2 separate regions of the Homo sapiens genome follow, and region 2 is linked to region 1. Evidence: read pairs that join two places in POLR2A ChIA-PET (ENCODE). Cell type or tissue: MCF 10A. All regions are shown on one strand. Links, peaks and the distances in the headings refer to the core of each region. The heading gives the core; the rest is flanking DNA.

What was found. ChIA-PET counts read pairs that join two places held together with the same protein. Peaks named below come from ENCODE experiments on the same cell type or tissue, not always from the same donor. Only the 100,000 strongest peaks of a DNase experiment are listed, where the experiment ranks them.
Region 2: POLR2A ChIA-PET joins it to region 1 with 5 read pairs; 3 of 35 experiments call an interaction of 5 or more read pairs at or near these places.

The regions. Positions count from the first base shown.
Region 1 is chr15:71,475,448-71,483,440 of GRCh38, forward strand. The region is part of intron 7 of THSD4 (thrombospondin type 1 domain containing 4); the gene reads left to right. LOC107984716 (a long non-coding RNA gene) reads right to left here. Exons shown (of 3, transcript XR_001751787.2): 3 at 2,996-6,226. Among named protein-coding and RNA genes, the nearest start is that of THSD4-AS2, 210 kb to the right of the region's middle. RefSeq lists a silencer at 1,656-1,745. In MCF 10A, for the core only: no CTCF peak of the experiment used is centred there; no DNase peak of the experiment used is centred there.
Region 2 is chr15:71,673,128-71,680,195 of GRCh38, forward strand. All of the region lies in intron 8 of THSD4 (thrombospondin type 1 domain containing 4), which reads left to right. Among named protein-coding and RNA genes, the nearest start is that of THSD4-AS2, 15 kb to the right of the region's middle. In MCF 10A, for the core only: no CTCF peak of the experiment used is centred there; a DNase peak (open chromatin) is centred at 3,864.

The sequences.
Region 1 (7,993 bases), core at 1,400-6,399:
ATTAGGGTCATCCTTCTCAGATTTGGTGGCGTAAATCTGGGGATCTTGTTAAAATGCAGATCCTGATTTAGGAGGTCTGGGATAGAGCCTGAGAGTCTGCATTTTTAACAGGTTCTCAGGTAATTCTGCTGCTGCTGGTCCAAGGACCACACTCTAAGTAGCAGGTGTTAGGGAGTAAGCATAAAGAAATGGCGGCCAGGCGTGGTGGCTCATGCCTTTAGTCTTAGTGCTTTGGGAGCTTGAGGCGGGAAGTTTGTCTGAGGCCAGGAGTTCGAGACCAGCCTGGGCAACATAATGAGACTCTGTCTCTACAAAATCGTTTTTTAAAAATTAGCTGGGCATAGTGGTGTGCACCTCTAGTCCTAGCCACTTGGAAAGCTGAGGCAAGAGGATTGCTTGAGCCCAGAAGTTCAAGGTTTTAGTAAGCTAGGATCATGCCACTGCAACTCTAGCCTGGGTGACAAAGTGAGACCCTGTCTATTAAAAAAAAAATTCTTTATTTTTTAAAAGAAGTGGCTAAGAGATGGGCTTTGGGCTCATATCCCCACTCAGCCATTCACTAACTGTGTCTTTAGGCAAGTTTATTAATCTTCTCGAGCCTCACCTTCTTTGTCTACAAAATGGGGATTAAATCATAGTGTTTTGTGATGACCAAATAAAGTAACATAGGTATGTAAAGTATTTAGCAAAGGGCCTGATCCATCATGGTCATTCCAAGAAGTATAGCTGGGATAATTGTTTGCCCCATCTCCTATCTATTCCAATGGTTATTTTCTCCACCGGCTGTATATTCCTTTTTTTTGAGGCAGAGTCTCGTGCTATCACCCAGGCTGAGGTGCAGTGGCACAATCTTGGCTCACTGCAGCCTCCGCCTCCCAGGTTCAAGCGATTCTCCTGCCTCAGCCTCCAGAGTAGTTGGGATTACTAGTAGCGGGAGGCACCTGCTACCATGCTTGGCTAATTTTTGTATTTTTAGTAGAGACAGGGTTTCACCATGTTGGCCAGGCTGGTCTCGAACTCGTGACCTCAAGTGATCCACCCACCTCGGCCTCCCAAAGTGCTGGGATTACAGGTGTGAGCCACCATGCCTGGCCAACCCCTTGTATATCCCTGATACTCAGCTGCCCTTAGCTCCCTTCAGACAATTTCCAGTGTTCCAGATTGGCAGCTGCTGTAGAATGTCCTGTTTGTCTTCAAGGCAACAAGGCAACCTCTAGGTCCAAATCTATAGCTAAAGCTAATACTATTTTCTTTTAGCACCTCAAGAAGAGAGCTCACAGCGGAATCATTACCAAACTCTCTGCTGAGCAGTTGTTCAAGAAACAGTGCAGCCCAGGTCTCTCTCCCCATCTCTACCCAGCATCAGCATCCCTCAGACTCTTCAAGAAACTTTTGGAACGTTTACTTTTGGAAAAGTGAGCCTTCAGGAGCCCCAGCTGCCTCATCAGTTATCTGGGCCGACATAGGTTTCCAATCCTTTTCTATAGGGTGAGCATGAGTGAACGCGCACTGGCATCCTCCCATCCTGGGGCAGGGAGAACTTCTCATTTCCTCCCAGCAATGTGCAAACTCAGGTTTCATGCTTAGGCAAATTAAGTCCCCCAAATAGCACTGTTCACCAAGGTAAACATACAGATAATTTGCAGTACAGTTCCTGATTTACAAAAGAACATTTCAGAAACCAGAGCTACAACATCAAGGCATTGAAACGAGGCAAAAGCTCCACACGCCCTCCTTCAGACGTGCACGGAGCCAGCCAGGGCCAAATGTGTGAGGGTGTGACGCCACTGGTTCCTATCAGACGGGGTCTTCTTCTGTTTAATGTGAAATCAAATGAGAACATAAACAGACTGCTAGTAAAGCTCCGAGCATATGTGTGCAAAACCGTGTTTAGAATGGTTCGAAGTTGCCCAGAGGAGTCCAGAGGTAGAGGAAGTGGATGTGCTGCCCCGCAGGCCCTGGGTATTGAATTCATTTTCCCCACCCTGAAGACAGCTCTTGTGCCTGGAAGATGAAAGGACGGGCGGACAGCAAGAGACATTTGAAAGTTACTGGAGTGGGATTAGGAGTATGGAGGCCACATTGGGAGCATTATGCTGCATGTTATGGAAAAAGAAATAAAAGCTGCTGCTTCCTTTTCTTCTTGAGCAACTCTTCTATCTGTAGGTCCTCAGCCCCTCCTGTTCTCACCTCCTTAGCTGGGTCAGCTCTTCTCCCATTGTTTCAGCCTCCACCTTCATGCTGACCATTCTCCAGTCTTCACCACCAGTGCAGCCCAGATCTTCCTCCCGTCTCCTGCCCTGCATCAGCATCCCTCACACCGTCACTTTATTCACCCTCTTCACCATGCTGAACCTGCTTCTCCTTCTGTGATTCCCACACCCAAGTAAATCTTCACTTGAATACAGGGTTCTGCAGCTTAAAAAATCATAACAAACTATCTCACTGCTTGCTTTCAAATCTGGCACGATGTAGCAGAGCTGTGTGCCCAAATCCAACAATTCTGGTCCCCAAGGATGGGGAGGTGGTGTGCTCAAGCCCCAAGGCTTGGAGGCTGCTGCAAGAAGCAGACCTGTGCAACTGCTTGCTGCCTTGGCACAATGTTTTCCTTAAAGATGTTGCTCATTACATTCCATAACAGCATCTTAATGAGAACCTATGGGAGAAATTTCCCCTGGGGTCGGCTGCGTAGGATTAGATATTTTCATCCTGAGCAAGTGAGGCCGTTTTGGTTCTGTGAATGCCATGTCATATTATAGCTTACATCAGAAAGCCCAGACCTGCCTCTAGGAAGTATATAAGCAGGTATAAAAATAGATGTTGTATGCTAACTCCATTCCTGACTTTCTTGTGTCTTCGTCTACTTATTTTAATTTATTTTATTTGGTATTATTACATATATTTATGTAAATCTTCTTTAAAGTAGGACATAACTTATGCAGAATTATATCCCCTATTCTCATATTTTAGTAAATAAACACATGCATACAGTATCTGTGAGGATCTATTTATTAAGCAGAAAAATGCAACTTTTTATAGACAACCCGATTTGGTGGACTCCACCCAAAAGATGAACAAAATCAAAGTCACAACAGCACCTGTAGTAACCTGTTATAAAATAGTGCAGCATTGTGAAGAGAGATTTAGACCTTGAATGTCAGTAGGAGGCAAGTAGAAAGAATTTCAATGGTAGGTAGCAGCCAAAATTCAGATCACTTCTATGTGGCCTAAAACACAGTTATGCCAAGAGTAATTATGGGATGTGCAATAATAAAATATTGGGGACTGTATTTCTGATAAAGGGAAGACTCTGGCAACCAAATGAGGGGACCACAAAGGACGAGAATCATATGAGCCTTTTCCAGACACTGGGCAAAGTGTTCTGAGAGGTTATTCCTCTTGGGCTTCCCTAATGGGCCATTAGAAAAGGGACTGTTTGCTGGTTAACAGAGATGAAAGTTTCTGTCATTTTTCTGCAAGTGAACAGGTCTTTAATATTTCCTGAAACCACAGGTCTGCTTTGTATCCTTTAACTGAAACAACTATAATCCTTAACACCAGAGAGCTGTGGGCCCCCAGTAGTGCAGTGGCAGTCGAGGGGAACAGAAACACCTGCAGGAAAATTAGGCAGAGTGTATTTTTTTTTTTTTTTTTTTTGGCAAGCCATGTCTGGGATCTGTAAATGCTGATCACTTGTTCACTGGTGGCTTTTCTTTACTTTCTTTCTTCTGCCTTTTTTTTTTTTTTTTTTTTTTGTCAGGTGTTTTCAATGACTCCCCTACCTGAGTAAGGTACTAGATGGACATATTTTGCACCGATTCCCATTAGGCTTAAATAACATTCTCCATCTCCATTTGTTCATGTTATTTGTCATGTTCACAACTTCTGTTTCTGATGCCAAGCCTTAGTTCTTTTAATTGGGTAACCTTTCTCTTTCTCTGACACTAGTGAAATTACTTTTACTAGAGTCTGCAGTTTCCTAATCATTGCTTCTGGATTTGGGGTTTTATGGAAGGATCAAGGACAAATGAAGAGTGAGAGGCAGGAAAGAAGGTTAACTTTAGTTTTGGGAAACTGAGCACTAATTCACAGATATGCATCTCGGAGTCTGAAACAGAGACTTTTCATTAGTCGATGGAATAAACAGACAAATTTGGGGAAGAAACAGGCTGGGCTGTTTTTTATATGTTGATGGGGATTTGGTTTAAATTTTGAAGCATACTTCAGCTTTTAGTTGCCAGATTTTAAAAGTACGTACCCTTCACTCTTTAGGAGAAGGTTTGAAAAAAAACTGTGTTTCCTGTTGAAGGCCAGTGATACCTGGCAGCTTACAGTTAGAAAACTCTATAACTTTATTATTTTCATTTGCACTTAAAACTGCTATGAGTTTTTTAATGCAAAAAATAGTGATTGAGAAAGAAAAAAGTGAACATATTTATATTCTTCCCCCTCAGAGAGAAACACTGTTAACATTTTGTGTATTTCGGTCCAGGTTCTTTTCTGTGTGTGTAAGCACACATATGTGTTTATATTGTATAAAATAAGAGATTCATGCTGGACATACATTGTTTGTAACTTCCTTCCTTTCCTTCCTTTCTTTCTTTCCTGAGCTAGGGTCTCGCTCTGTCACCCAGGCTAGAGTGCAGTGGTGGGATCTCAGCTCACTGCAACCTCCGCTGCCTGGGCTCAAGCGATCCTCCCACCCAAGCCTCCCAAGTAGCTGGGACCACAGGCACATGCCAGGATGCCTGGCTAATTTTTGTTATTTTTTGTAGAGACAAAGTCTTACTATGTTGCCCACGTTGGTCTCGAACTCCTGAGCTCAAGCGATCTACTCACCTTGGCCTCCCAAAGTGCTGGGATTACAGGCATGTGCCACCATGCCCCGCCACTTTTTTTGTTAATGTTTTAGACATATCCCATGTATATATAAATATAGATCATTGTCATTAATAATAATGACGGTTTAATACTATGTGATGTGTTGCAATTTATTAAATTCCCTATTTTTTGAAATTTAAGTTGTATATCTGTTAACTCTTGCCATAATATTGCTGCGTAACAACTACAAAAATAAGGCAGATAGAAATAAGCACTTCCTTCTTGCTCGTGAGTTTTCAGCATGGCTGAGGTGGTATTGGTACATAATGAGGTGGAGCGGGCTCTGCTCCCTGAGCCTCTTACACCCTTCCTGGGATCTTCTCATCGCGTTGCCAGCTAGAGTTGACAAAAGTGCAGGAGTGCAAAGCCCAATCACATAAATGTTTTTCAAGCCTTGCATTGCATCTTAGTCACAAATATTCCATTGGCCAAAGTAAGTCACGTGGCCCAGCCTAAAGTCAGGGGGCAGGGAGTGCACTGGACCTGTGAAGAGGAGCGCAGTGGATAGTAAAATATTTTCAAACACTCATCAACTCTACCATAGTCTATCTTCATTTTTCATTGTAAACACATCCATGAACACCCCATGCATGCAGTTTACATACCTGATTGACTTTTTTTATAGATTCATAGAACTGAAATTTGGTCCAATGTCAAATAGTATACAAAGTTTTAATTTTTATGCCTGTGACCAGACCACCCTTGTTAGACTTGTTTAAAAACAGAGCAGTTTGTTAGATTGTTTTGGGGTAGGGAAAAAGGAGGATGCTCACTAAGCCAACAACAAACAAATAAAAACCTGCATTTGATTGGAAGAAAAAAAGCTCTAAAAAGTGAAAAATTCTCACATTAAATGTAACATTTAGACTCTGTGATAAAAGAAGCCTCGATTAGTTCTCAAAGATCCAGGATAAGGTAATCTGATGTTTTTGGAATACTATATTATTAGGCTTCTATGGAAAGTACTAATAGCTACTTCTTTGTTTCTAAGTATGCTTATAAAATCAGAGTCATTCCTTCATATATATTTATGTATATAAAACTTTGAGAATTTCTGGGATGATGAAGTTTTTAAAAATAGACATAAAAGTTTGAAAATACAAGTAGATTGATGCTTTCACTGAACCACAAGGATTTTTCTAAGTAGCTAAGTCCTTCACTGAATTCCAGCAGGCAGTGGTAGTGGAGAAGTAATTTCTTAGATACACGTAGCCCAGATGGAGAAGAGAAGACCTTCTTTCTCAACTCTCATTTTTCTCTTCCTTTTAGCCAGTCCTTCCTTTTTGCCCCTCTTCATGCTCTAGCCTCTTTCCCCTTTTCATTTGTTCATTAAGCCTGTAATTACCTAAAAAGAAATAAGAAAAAGAAGGACAAGATGTGTACGTATATGCTCATAGTTGGATAGAACAACCATTTCATTATTTCTATTGGCTAGAGTATTATTTTCTCACCTTATTAAGTGATCAATCCTTCTGTAGACATTTATGAGAACACCATGGTTTCTGATAAATACATGTTTTGAGTGAATTCCCTCTAAGTAAATATTGAAAAGGCAGGGATTCTTTATGTGTTTCCAGTCATTGCTTGAAAACTCAGCCTTTTGGCTTTAAACACCAGAATAATTGCTCAGAGCCATAAGTGCCCTTCCCAAAGTCCAGCAACAACATGTGGAGCCAACTTAGAAAACATGGGGTAAAAAAATAATCCCTGCTCCTTCTGGCCATAGTCTGATCAGTGTGTTTGGTTTCAAGTAACAGTAACAACTTATAGCAGCTTAAACCAAGAGGGATTTACTTTCCTATCATAACAAGAAGTCTGAAGGTAGACAGTAACTACAGTTGATTCAGTGGCTTAACACTGGTATCATCTCTACTGATTCTCCCATGGTCTCAAGAGGGCTCCTGTGGCTCCAGCCATCATATTTGAGTTCAAGGCAGACAGAAAGATGGAAAGGACTGTACTGTAACTTTTTTTTTTTTTGAGACGGAGTCTTGCTCTGTTGCCCAGGCTGGAGTGCAGTGGCACGATCTCGGCTCACTGCAAGCTCCGCCTCCTGGGTTCACGCCATTCTCCTGCCTCAGCCTCCCGAGTAGCTGGGACTACAGGCACCTGCCACCACACCCAGCTAATTTTTTGTATTTTTAGTAGAGATGGTGTTTCACTGTGTTAGCCAGGATGGTCTTGATATCCTGACCTCGTGATCTGCCTGCCTCGGCCTCCCAAAGTGCTGGGATTATAGGCATGAGCCACCGTGCCCAGCCAACTTTTTTTTTTGAGAGGGAGTTTTGCTCTTATTGCCCAGGCTGGAGTACAGTGACTCGATCTTGGCTCACTGCAACCTCCACCTCCCAAGTTCAAGCGATTCTCTTGCCTCAGCCTCCCAAGTAGCTGAGACTACAGGTGGCCGCCTCCACACACGGCTAATATTTTGTGGTTTTAGTAGAGATGGGGTTTCACCATGTTGGCCAGGCTGGTCTCAAACTCCTGTCCTCAGGTGATCCACCCACCTCGGCCTCCCAGAGTGCTGGGATTACAGGCATGAGCCACCACGCCTGGCCTGTACTGTAACTTTTAATAGGAAAGCAAACCTTTCTCATAACTGCCACCCTCCCCCACAGCAGAGTTCAACTTATATCTCATTGGCCAGAACCATTGCCATGCCCATCCCAGCTATGAAGGAGACTAGGAAAGTGAGTATTTTTTTAAAGACAAAAAAAATAAGGAGGTTGAGAATAGGTATTAAGATTGCTAATAAACAGTATCTTTTACAGTAAGGAATACAAAATATTAAAGAGCTATCTTTAATATTTAATAAAAGCACCATCCAGGGACATAGAGAAACATGAAAGAGAGAAGATGCATAGGCCAAGTTGGGCTGACTACAGGCTCGAGTCCCTCAGACTGATTACGCAGTCACAGTCTCCAATACCTCAATTCTTCTTGAGTACCTTCATAAACTCCCCTCAATCTTCATACGTGTGAATATATGTAAATGTGTGGCTTGCATCTTATTTGAATTTTAATCTATGTTGGTTTCATAATAGGTCAAAGATTATAAGTTTCTCCTATCAAGGCTTGTTTGGTTTTTGTTTGGACATTTTATTTCAGGGAG
Region 2 (7,068 bases), core at 1,728-6,727, 200 kb after region 1:
CTGGTTGGCAGGCTATTAATTATTGCCTCAATTTCAGAGCCTGTTATTGGTCTATTCAGGGATTCAACTTCTTCCTGGTTTAGTCTTGGGAGGGTGTATGTGTCCAGGAATTTATCCATTTCTTCTAGATTTTCTAGTTTATTTGCATAGAGGTGTTTATAGTATTCTCTGATGGTAGTTTGTATTTCTGTGGGATCGGTGGTGATATCCCCTCTATCATTTTTTATTGCGTCTATTTGATTCTTCTCTCTTTTCTTCTTTATTAGTCTTGCTAACGATCTAACAATTTTATCAGTCTTTTCAGAAAACCAGCTCCTGGATTCATTGATTTTTTTGAAGGGTTTTTTGTGTCTCTATCTCCTTCAGTTCTGCTTTGATCTTAGTTATTTCTTGCCTTCTGTTAGCTTTTGAATTTGTTTGCTCTTGCTTCTCTAGTTCTTTTAATTGTGATGTTAGGGTGTCAATTTTAGATCTTTCCTGCTTTCTCTTGTGGGCATTTAGTGCTATAAATTTCCTTCTGCACACTGCTTTAAATGTGTCCCAGAGATTCTGGTACATTGTGTCTTTGTTCTCATTGGTTTCAAAGAACATCTTTATTTCTGTCTTCATTTCGTTATGTACCCAGTAGTCATTTCAGGAGCAGGTTGTTCAGAGAGTCTCGCTCTGTCGCCCAGGCTAGAGTGCAGTGGCAAGATCTCGGCTCACTGCAAGGTCCGCCTCCCAGGTTCACACCATTCTCCTGCCTCAGCCTCCCGAGTAGCTGGGACTACAGGCGCCCACCACCACGGCTGGCCATATACTTTTCTTCTTAGACATCAAAAGCCTACCTGATTTAACTGGCACAGTTGTGTGTTCTTATGGCTTTTGCACCCAACTGTCTGTCGGAGTAGTTGCCTCTTCCCAGAAGAACAAAAAGAGAAAGAAAAGTAGACATGCTTCTTCTGTGCGTCTCCTGTGCTGACCTCATTCTATTCAGAGAATGGTTTCTCTAGGGGTATAAATGTGTGATGATGTGTTTATGCCTCTCCACCTTACTCCCCCAGCCCTAGGCTGCATCCAGTGGTCTAAGTGGCATTCCTCTGCTCTTGCTCTTATGTGGTCTCCAGTTCTTGGCCTTGTCTTCCATTTACAGTCCAGCTCTGCCCATTGAAATTGGTCTTTGCAGAGCTCTTATTTCCAGCTGGGATGCTCTTGGACAAGTTCCTTAACTTTTCTGAGATTCGGTTTCCCCATAGGCAAAATAGGAAAACAATTACAATGTCATAGAACTATTACCTTTAAATGAGAAAATGTAGGTAAAATACCCTGCATGTCAACCCTATTAGTTCCCATATCTCCCTGGATCAGTGCTTTTCACCCTGGCTGCACATTGCACTCATGGGAGGCATGCTGTGTGAGGCATGTTTGAACTATGCTGATGCCTGAGTCCCACCTGCATGTTTAATTGGTCAGGGGCACAGCCTGACAGCCTGGACTTCAGGATTTTTTTTTAAACTTTAAAGGTGATTGCAATGTCCTTTCAGGATAAAAGGCCTTTTCCCTATGTCAGTAGGTGTCAACTAGGGACTATTCTGCACCCGCTCCCCATACATTTGGCAATGGCTGGAGGCATTTCGATTGTTACAGTGAGGGCAGAGAAGGGGGGAGGCGGGTGCTGCTGGCATCTGTCGATAGAGGCCAGGGATGCTGCTGAACCTTCCACAGTGCACAGGGCGGCTCCCACAGTGAAGAATTATTCAGCTCTAAACCTCAGTGGTGCTGAAGTAAGAAACCCTGGCCTGTTTGATCACTAAGATCCCTTTCAGTGCTGAAGTTTTGTAGGCCACTTATTTCAGAATGATATTTTTAAAATAACAATAAATATCTAAGGTTTTCTTTGAATGACCGTTTTATGTACCATTAAGTTCACATTCATCAGCTCACTCTGAATCCTTAGCTTCCAATCCAATCCCCCTCCTTTGGTTTACTTTCCAGATTTCACTCAGTTCTTGGTAGTGGGCCCCTAGATTGCTTATCTCTGAACAGCTGTGAGGCAGCCCCAACAACAGAAGTACCATCTTAAAATGCCCTTTTATAGCCAGCCCTGTGGTGTTTGGAGTCCTTTCTTGCTTTCTTAATACATGGCAGAAGAATAAAGGACAGAAAAAAAAGAAAAGCAAAGAAAGTCAGTTTTTCTTTGGATTCTCATAGAACTCTGATCATCTCTCCAGCTCGGTACTTAAATATATTTTACTGTAGTTTATCTGTTTACATGTCTGTGCTCTTCCCGGTGAGGCCGTGCAATCCTTGAAGACAAACAGGCCAGCCTTAGACAGTCTTCTCTGGAGTACACACCATGAGCCAGGAACTGTGCTCAGTGGTGTGGATACAGAAATAAAGGTCGTGCTGGCTCTCCTGAGGCCCATGCATGGTGTGCAGCCCGTGTGGGGGTTCTGTGCTCAGACATCTTAGCCCCTCTTGATCATGAGACCTCGCTCGTGGTACTGGAGTCATATTACTACTCACTAGATGCTTGGAATCCTGGGTCTCCCACCTCCTTCATCTAACCCTCACAACACTCACACAAGGTGGGAACTAATGTCATCATCTGCATTTTATAGTTGAGGGACCTGCCTGTGGTAAACAATTTGTGAGGGGTGGAGTCAGGACTTGAACCTGGGCACAGGCCTCACTTATGACCTTCCCTGCATGTTTATGACCATGGCCATTTGCAAGAAAAATATGGCAGGGTGGGGTGGTATTTGTGTCTTCTCACTTCCCAGCCACTGGAAGAAAGACATGTTCCACTGAATTCCTTGCAGCCATCTTGCACCCTCCTCACTGTTCCATCCCTGTCCCCACTGCTACCTCAAACTTGATTACAATCATGCATCCCATGCTCTCTTTGGGAATCCTTGGGCTAAATCTCCATAGTTATTATCTTAGTCACTAGACTTGCACCATCTTGCCTCAGCAGACCTTCTGGAACTAGCTTTTAAAAGAGTATCCAGCTCTTAAAAAGAGTAGAACATTTTAGAGAAATAAAACATCAAGTGTGTGTTTTTTCTTTTTTTATTGTGGTAAAATATATATAAACATAACATTTATCATTTTAATGATGTTAAGTGTATAATTCAGTGGCATTAAGTACATTCACTGCTATCACCACGATCCATTTTCAGAATTTTTTTTTGAGACGGAGTCTCGCTGTGTCGCCCAGGTTGGAGTGCGGTGGCACGATCTCAGCTCACTGCAACCTCTGCCTCCCGGGTTCAAGCGATTCTCCTGCCTCAGCCTCTTAAGTAGATGGGACTACAGGCATGCACCACCATGCCTGGCTAATTTTTGTATTTTTAGTAGAGACAGGGTTTTACCATGTTGGCCAGGATGGTCTCAATCTCTTGACCTCGTGATCTGCCCACCTCGGCCTCCCAAAGTGCTGGGATTACAGGTGTGAGCTACTGCGCCCAGCCTCAGAATATTTTCTTATCCCAAAAGCTGTACTCAGTAAACAATAGCCCCCTTCTTTCCCCGTCCTCCAAGCCCCTGGTAACTTCAACTCTCTGCCTCATGCACTGACCTATTCTAGGAACCTCATACAAGTAGAATCACACAGTATCTGTCCTTTTGTGTCTGGCTTATTTCACTTAGCATAATGTTTTCAAGATTCATCCCTGTGGTAATATGCACCAGAATTTCATTTCTTTTTTATGTATATGCCACATTTTGTTTATCCATTCATCTGTTGATGGGCACCTGGGCTGTTTCTCTCTTTTGGTTATTGTGAATAATGCGCTATGAACATTGGCATACAACTACCTGTTTGAGTCACTACTTCCAATTCTTTTGGGTATATACCTAGGAGTGGAATTGATGAGTCATATGGTAACTCTATATTTAACTTTTTGAGAAACTGCCAAACTGCTGTCTACAGCAACTGCCCCATTTTATCTTCCAACCAGAGTTTCAATGTCTCCACATTCTCGCCAACACTTCAAGTGTGTTTTTGAAAGAGTATTTAAGCATGTGATATAATAGGCACCAATGGTCAGCTCTGAGGCATCAGGACAAGATGCTGCGCTGGGCTTTGTTACCTGCTGCAGGTCATGGCAGCCCCTGGAGACGATTAAGTCACAAACAACTCAAAGTGATATCCTGACTCTTGGCTGAATGTTCCTCGTCAATGCTGGTAGATGAGGAAAGTGATCATTGAGTATTTGTTTTTTATTTGGACTCAGTTCTTGCCTTTTCTTCACCAAAAGCTTTTATGACTCTTGTCCAGAACCAAATATTCACAAAACAAAGATTCCATGCCAAAGAGACTGTGCCCTCTTGCTGTGATTTGGAAAGATGCTGTTGTTTGTTTTAGCACTCCTGGACTTACTTTTGGATTACATACTTTCCACATGGTGTCTGACAGCGCACCTCCCTTTGATTTAGGACAGCTCTGATGTCCTTGCATCTGTTTACAGGGACTTTCTTTTCACTTTCAGAGTCCTTTGCCTTGAAAAGCTTTCAGATATGCTGGAACGAAAGGAAATCAACTCTGCCCCACCCCCTTCTGCTGATTGTTTCACATTTTCTGCTTTGTATTGATAGTTAGCACCTAGCTACCCTGGAAATGTGAGACTGAGTTTTCCTGTTTGTACATGGATTTGTCTTTCATTTTCTGGGGAAATAGTTAAGCTGTGGTTTGTTTTTGCTTTTAATTGTATCGTCTGTCTCAGAAATATGCAAAATGCCCACACCTGTTTTCCTACACTTAATGTGATACTTTCCTCAAATGCAGGAAACAGTTGCTGAGCTGGCTGAGTCTTGAATTTTTATGGAAGTGATTTGACACCGCTATCCTTGCATGAGGAATAACATTGTCTCCTAGCCCACTCTAGGCAGCAGCGCCTAAGGACAGCATCTTCAGCAGGGCTGTTAATCGCTCCCAGGTCTCCTATCTGGATTAGGATAATAGCTGAGAATCCATTATCTGCAAGTCCAATGTGGTTAACACTGTCCCTAGATCCGCCTATTCCCTAACCCACTTGGAAGTGCATTTAAATCTTCCCTGTTTGAATCAAAGTCTTGCTTTTTTGTGATATGTTAGATCACTGAGCTACCACATTAGGGAACTAATACAAGCTAAGCCCCAAGAAGAGATATCTAAGGTTTAAACAACGTTTAATAAATATAGTTGACTTAATGAAAGAGAAGTGACTCCTGAGAAAAACAGTAATCTTGAAGATTTCTTAACCAACAGCTGGGGATGACCCACCCTTTGCTTCTCCATGGTTACTGCTCTCACTGGGAGCCTCTCTTCCTTCCTCGTGAGCATCAGAGCTTCAGAAATGTGAAACCTGCCTTCTAAGATTGCCCTCTTCTCTCTTCAGGCCTTACTTTCCCATGGAAGAAGTTGAGCACCCTTTCCCCTTTTTTATTAAGCAGAACTCTAGGCACATTGTGCTCTTCTTCTAAACCTTGAAGTCTTGCAGATAAGTCACTGAAGGGGTGGTCTTTGAAGATAAGCCTCCTTTCTCCCTCTCATCATGAACCGCCTTTATTAGCTTTGCTCTGGCTGTTTTAGCATCAACAGCTTTAAGAATAACTTTTGGCATCTCCTGACTCTACCCTACTCTGTCCCCAAGCCAGACACTATTCTCTGAATTAGAAACCATATAAATGTCAGCATGGGAAAGACTCACTCCTTCTGTCTGAATTCTGAATCAATATTCATGTTCTTCCTTGGAAAATGTACTTTCACATAGCCCCACCCTTTAACTTTCTTTGTGGCCTTATAGTCACGCCTATATTTGTTATGCTTTGGGGGCAGAATTTGTCTCATTGATCAATATTTATTTTTCCCTTTATTATCTAGTGTTTAGTGTGAATCAGGACTGATTTTCTTTCTTTGATTAAAGAAAACATTGCTCTTTGTCTGAATTGATATTCCTGCAAGATAATTAAACATTTCAATGGATATCTGTAAGCACCTACTGTGTACAATATATTATGAAGAGAAAGAGTTGAACGATACATGGCCCCTTCCCTGAAAGGCATTTACTGTCCATTTGGAAATCCTTTGATGACTTTGAAAAGAGACCCAGTGCTATGGGAGTGCAAAGGATGGAGAAATTAACTCTAATAGGATAATCAGAGGAGGCACCTGGGGGAGGTGGTATTTAAACTGGGCTTGTAGAGCAGGGGCTGGCAACCTTTTTTTTGGAAAGACCATATAGTAAATATCTTGGGCTTTGCAGGCCATTTGGCCTCTGTTACAGCTACTCAGCTGCACAGTGAGAAAGCAGCATAGACAATATGTGAATGAATGGGGGTGCCTATGCTCCAATAAAATACGATATACCAAAAAAGCCAGCCGCCAAGTTTAGCCCTCATGCTGTGGTTTGCCCACCCTTGTTTTGGTGGATGGATAGGCTTTTCTCAGAAGAAATAGGGAAAGAGCATTTCAATCTGAAGAAGCAGCACAAGCTAAGGTACAGAGAAGGAAGAATGTGAGGCATGTTCTGGACTTAGTCACTTATGAAATAAGTGAGGGTGACCTTGACATTTGAGACTGCAAATACAGGGTATAGCTAGGCCTGTTTCATCCTGAACCACATCCTTTGTATTAAATCTGAAGATGCTCGGCTGGAGAAGAGTTGTGACAGGGTCCTGCCTCTGCTCTGCAGACAGTTTGGGGCAGTTGTAGAGGAGGAGGGGGAGCGGCTGCTGTAAAAAGGCCTGGCCTATAGGAAGAGTCTGAGGCAGGGGAAGTGACTAATAACAAGGATACTGCTATGTCAGTGGGCTCTGTGATTCCAAACAGTAAATTTGACCGTGTTAGAAAACCAGAGTTTTTGCGTGTGTTTTTAATCAGTGACTGTAGGTTGAGCACCTTATGATAGAAGAACGTAATACACACCACAGTATTGCTACATCAGGGAGTGATAAACTGCACTTGGAAACTTGAGATGATCTGGAGCAAATCAGAGTAGAAAAGACGGATAAATAATTTTGGGAGTTGGAAATTTAGGTAATCAGTCCTCTTTAAAAAGAGGGGAGTGGTTGCATTTGAGATAAGCTAAATCCCTTCCCTTGTCT